2 separate regions of the Homo sapiens genome follow, and region 1 is linked to region 2. A link is a contact called in ENCODE Hi-C data. All regions are on one chromosome and are shown on one strand. The core of a region is the stretch at or near the end of the contact, and the rest is flanking DNA. Distances in the headings are between cores, read along the strand shown. Region 1 overlaps TNR (tenascin R). Region 2 overlaps TNN (tenascin N).

Region 1 (2,700 bases), core at 85-2,584, 460 kb before region 2:
TCTGTGGATCACACACTAAGTCCCCCAAAGACATGCAAACATATATCAAATTGAAAGACTAAGTTTTGTGTAATAGTGGCCATGGCCAACCTCAAAGGCGAGGGTTTCGGCTTTTTCAGCGCCTCAGGGCCGCATCTCTGAGTAAGAACTGGCCAAGTGACCTTACCCAAACTCTACCCGCTGCAGAGCAAGTGCAGGATGTGGCGGTTTTTACCAGACTCCTCTGAGAGGTATAGCTACTGGACTGTCAAAGTCAGCTAAACACAAACAGAAGATAAAGGCATTTCTGTACCTTCATGTTTCTACATATGTAAACATATTTTGGCACACATATAAATCTGTATAAATATGTTGAAACTACAATATCATTTCTGTTATAAGCAAAGTGATTTGATCTCCTCAGCAAAGTTTATCTAAACAAATGCTGCAAAAGCTAGAGGAAAGAGAATGAGGAACTGTCAGAGGAAATGCAAATTTTTTTTTCACTCAAGACCACAAACAAACTCAGGAGTTCCTCTGTAGCGTAAGTCTTAAATTCAGGATCTGCATCTGACTAAATGTCATGCTTTGTTTTCTGTTTTTTGCTTTTTGGGTTTTTCATTGTTTTCGTTTTGCTGTGACCTTCCCAAAGATCACAAGGCTACTGAAAGCCCGTAAGGTAAGTTGTTGAAAATTTTTTAAATGAGCTCCTTCCTCCAGGCAGACATAGCACTACGCCAGGGAGCATAGCTTCAGGAGTAAAGCAGGGGCTGGGGTTCTGCTCCTACTCACCCCTCAGCTGGGCACCTTTGTGCAGGATATACAACCAACTCAACTGTACATGGTGGCCCTATCTTTACGTGCAAACCCTGTGGGTATTATAGCTGTGGGGCCATTCAATTCAATACAGTCAGTGTCTGGTGGTGCATCTCATGTATAGACATAAACAGAAGCCTTGCTTTCTGCTAAGCCAAATCACCTTTAAATCAAATAGATATTGGTAGCCAAGAGTAACATACAAAACTATGTTTGCAGAACTGTTCCACATACTGCAATGGAAGATCACTTCTTCCAACCCTCTTATTTTATAGGATATCTCACTGCATAAATCCAGACTGATACTAATAATACTTATGATAATACGAGTAATAGCTAAATAGTAAAAATAGTTAATTCTTACTATATGCCAGGCATCATTCTAAATATACACCTCATAACACCTCTTTAAGGTATATTACTATTATCTCCATTGTACAAATGCAGAACTTCTCTGACACACAAGGGAGTTAAGTAACCTGCTCAAGATCACAGCTAATACAAGTGGTAAAACTGGGGTTCCAATCCCCGAGTCCAGTTCCAGAGTCTGTGCTAATTAACCACTGTGACACTTTCCTAAAATGCTGGAAACATGCAGAATGCCAGGATAAGTAGGCGTGCAGTCGAATGGAAGTCCTGCAAGGGATTTTACTCTATCATATGGCTCACTCTTTTCCTCCCTCCTGTAGAACCGGCCCCAGTCTCTTGCCTGCCTCAGCATCCCCACGCCGAGGGGTTGCCTCCATCCCGAGTTGCAGCAAGAGTTGAATCCGAATCACCCCTCCTTGCTATCTGGGAAGTGTATTTTCTGGTTTCAAGTGGGACAGAAAACGGTTGTGAGACTGCATATTGGTGGCAGGGAACCCGCCAATGGGTCTCACGAAAAGCCTGGGCTGTTTGCAGACCCCGCTCCACCTGGCCCCTCTGTCCTCCTCTCCCCACCGCAAGGAGCCGCCGGCCTCTGGAGTTAGCCAGGTCCGCATAAGCCTGCTGGGGCGACGCTGCTCCGGGCTGCCTCCGGGTGGGCCGGCCCCATTACCGCTGATGCGGGACACTAGCCCAGCAGAGACCCCATTAACCGCGCCGCCCCACCGCTCGGTGGCATCTGCGAATTACTCCGTCACTCGGCGGCGATCGCAAGACCCCAAGTCTTCTCATTTCCTCGTAATGCTCTAATGGTCTGCTTCCGTCGCCATGACAACACGAACACAGCTCCGCCGGGCCCCTCCGACTGCCTGAGGTGTGAGCAGAAGGCGCGTGTGTGCCTCTCAGGGCCCCTATGCGGTCTGCCCCGTTAGCGTTGCTGCGATGTCTCCGCCACTGCTCTTCGCGGTGGGCAAACCCGGGCGCCTGAAAGGGAGGAGCGGTGACCCGAGGTGGCCAAGGCCAAGCTGACACTTCCCATCTGGCAGCTGGGGACAGCTTCCCCTCCCTCCTGCTCTCCTTCCTCCCTCCTCTCTTCTCCCTCAGCTCTGCAAATTGGTGACCCCCCGCAACCCGGGGCCCATAGAGGCTGGAATGGAGTCTGGAGACCGCAGCTCCACCCTGCCTCTCCGTCACTGAACGTGTGACCTTGGGGAAGCCCTTTAGCTCCTGGAGAGCCGGAGCCACCTAAGAGTGCATTCGATTTAAGGACGCATCTCCTCTCTGCTCAACAAAGAGGGAGGGGTTCCTGCACACGTTGGATTTCTGCCCTCATGGAGCTTACAGATTCATTAGAGCATTCCAGAAAATGTGAAGACTTGGGGAACTTGAGATTCTAGAGTGGCAGAGTGATTTACATGCCACTGAGCGGCTGGGTGCCTGACCTAATGGAGTCTTACCTAGACCTTGGCTCTTTGAGTGCCTTCCCACAACACTTGACTAAAGTCTCTGGAGCAGGGTCAGATGTGACCCATATTCTGT
Region 2 (2,700 bases), core at 68-2,567:
CTCTGGCTTCTTGCCTGCCAGCCCCTCTGGAGTTTAGACGTCCATTTTCATCATCTCAGGCCTAACAGTCTACTTCATACCACGTGGAGGTGAATTCCTCTTCCATGCCTTGCAGGCCTGTAGGTTGGTTGTGCCCTATGCACAGTCTTGCATCCCACCATCTCCACCACACACCCTCCACTGTGGACCAGCCCACCTTCCAGGAGATTTCTCTCTGCCCTCATCTGTCCAAATCCCAACCATCCCTTCAAAGCCTAGCTCAAGGCCACTTCTAAAGAAGATTCTCTTTATTGGTCTTCCCATGCACCCTCCTAACACACACACACACACACACCTACACACAAACACTCCTGAACTTCCAGAGCCCTTCTGGAGACACATGTAAAATTCAGTCCTTCATTACATCCCATCTGGAAAACTGCTTTAATTATTTTGCTTATGTATCTCCTGTTTCCCTATCATATTTTTCATCCTTTTACAAGCTTTCTTTTTCTGCTCATAAAAGGCAATAAGGGCCCATATCAATCACAAGCTTCATCAAGCTCTGTTCCTGCAATAAAGATTCTTACATTTATATCTCAGCTCTAAGTTTAGCGATCTTCTTCGCATGTGCATTCTCATCTCACTCTCACAGCAACCCTGTGAAGTGAGCAGGGCAGCTCTTAGTCCCGTGGGGAAACAAATTCAAAAAGGTTAGACTCTAGGAACTTCTTAAGGTCCCACCGTCCACAAACAGCAGAGCTGGGACTCAAATCTCTGTCCTGAGATTCCAAGTCCAGGGTTCTTTCTGAGACACCAATCCACCTATGCCTTCCTTGTTTCAATGGGGGGCTTCTTGCACGCTAGCAAGAGAGAGCTATCTATCAATGGCTCTTCAAGTGGGGTTCCCAGACCAGCAGCATCCACATCCCCTGAGAACTTGTTAGAAATGCAAATGGGCCAGGCACGGTGGCTCACACCTGTAATCCCAGCACTTTGAGAGGCCGAGGCAGGCAGATCATGAGGTCAGGAGTTCAAGACCAGCCTGGCCAATATGGTGAAACGCCGTCTCTACTGAAAATACAAAAATTGGCCTGGCATGGTGGTGCACACCTGTAGTCCCAGCTACTCTGGAGGCTGAGGCAGAAGAATTGCTTGAATCCGGGAGGTGGAGGTTGCAGTGAGCCAAGATCGTGCCACTGCACTCCAGCCTGGGTGACAGAGTGAGTCTCCATCTCAAAAAAAAAAAGAAAAGAAAAAAGAAATGCAAATTATTTGGCCCCAGCCCAGACCTACAGAACCGGAAACTACAGGTTGGGCCCCGGCAACCTATGCCTTGACAAGCCCTTCCGATGATCTGACGCAGGCTACAGTGTGAGAACCTCTGGTCTACAACTTCACTTGTTTTTTAGGGAACATTTACTGAATACCTGCTGTGGAGCAGCACATGCTTGGCTCTGTGAACACAAAAATAAGAAGGTCCTTGCTCTCAAAAACGTTTTTGGAGTGGGTGGGGTGAATATGCAGAGTTGGTAGCATATGTTAAAAGGGAAGGTCCTAATTTGCCCCCTCCAAGTCTGCAATCTCACCAGCAGCTCGTTTATGCCTCACCCAGAAAAAGCAGGAGGATTCTGGGGCCACGGAGGCCACTTCCACGCAAACACAGCAGACAGGTCTGTCTCCAGTAGTTTTCTCCAATCCAAGAAAGGTATATTGTCATGCTAGTCATACACATTTCCGCCTCCCTCTAGACTTTGTACAGAAAGTTAACCACAGCTTGAAATAACGTGCAGTGTCTCCCTTAGTAACCTTCTTTAAATGAGCACAGCTTAGCTAATTTACATAGAAGGTTCCCAGGGCTGCTTTCTAAGAATCTGTGCAGAGGCTCTCTTAAAGACATGTTTGTGATGATCTAAACCTGGGCACTGGGATAAAGAAAGGTAAAGCAGGTTTTCACCCAAATGTGGGAGGTCTTTTTCTGCAGAAGGATTTTCTACCTTCTAGAAACTGAAGCCATCCTAATGTTCAGAGTGTAGAGAGTGAGAATGAGGACTGGAGGGGTTCATGGCAGGCCCATGAAAGGTCTGTGCCCAAACTCAGAGGGGATCAAGTTGGTCACCATCCATCTCATCAAAATGTCCCTCTGAGGCCCACTCTCCCCCTCTAGGATTCACCAGGTTGGGAAAGATGGCCCAGGCAGCTGAACCTTCAAAGATCAGGAGAAGCCATTAACATCGCATCCCCTGTCAGTCACACACAGACACAGTAGTGTGTGTCAGAACCTTGAATGTCTTTTATTTCAGGATTAGGAATGGATGATTACAAATGATTTGTGCCATTTCTAGCTCTCCCTTTCATCCAGGTACCCATTAATTTTTTTTTTCTTTTTCAGGTGCCAGCATTTAAAAATCCATCCCTGGTCCCAACCCACTAAATGCTTCCAGAGCTCCCCAGTCACATTTCCAAATGCCCCCAGGTTGGGATCCATCCCTGGTTGTGTCCCCACTGTGGCCCATGCAGGTGGGACTCGAAATCAGCTGTAAATCATTGGTTAGCCCTAGAATTCATTCTGCACCATTCTGAATGCCTAGCTCTTTATGTTTGCATTATGATCTCTAAATAGATGAATAACATCTTAATGGTGGAGCTCATAAGATAGCCTCCCTGCCCCCACTAGAAGACTCAGAATCAGAAACTAAATTTACACATCATTACCTTGCT

The links. Hi-C counts contacts between places; a loop is a spot of excess contacts on that map. Pooled maps may share reads with other maps.
Region 1: a pooled map shows a loop between it and region 2 (7-fold over the local background). The contact joins two enhancer-like sites. A Hi-C loop is called at or near these places in 9 of 37 single-sample maps with no recorded cell type and 4 of 50 pooled maps.

The regions. Positions count from the first base shown.
Region 1 is chr1:175,598,710-175,601,409 of GRCh38, reverse strand. The region is part of intron 1 of TNR (tenascin R); the gene reads left to right. Among named protein-coding and RNA genes, the nearest start is that of TNR, 140 kb to the left of the region's middle. RefSeq lists an enhancer at 681-750. Within about 2 kb of position 1,334, at least 4 of the 41 ENCODE cell types and tissues checked have a DNase peak (open chromatin) inside an H3K27ac peak, as active enhancers do.
Region 2 is chr1:175,141,153-175,143,852 of GRCh38, reverse strand. The region is part of intron 17 of TNN (tenascin N); the gene reads right to left. Among named protein-coding and RNA genes, the nearest start is that of KIAA0040, 50 kb to the left of the region's middle. Within about 2 kb of position 1,317, at least 2 of the 41 ENCODE cell types and tissues checked have a DNase peak (open chromatin) inside an H3K27ac peak, as active enhancers do.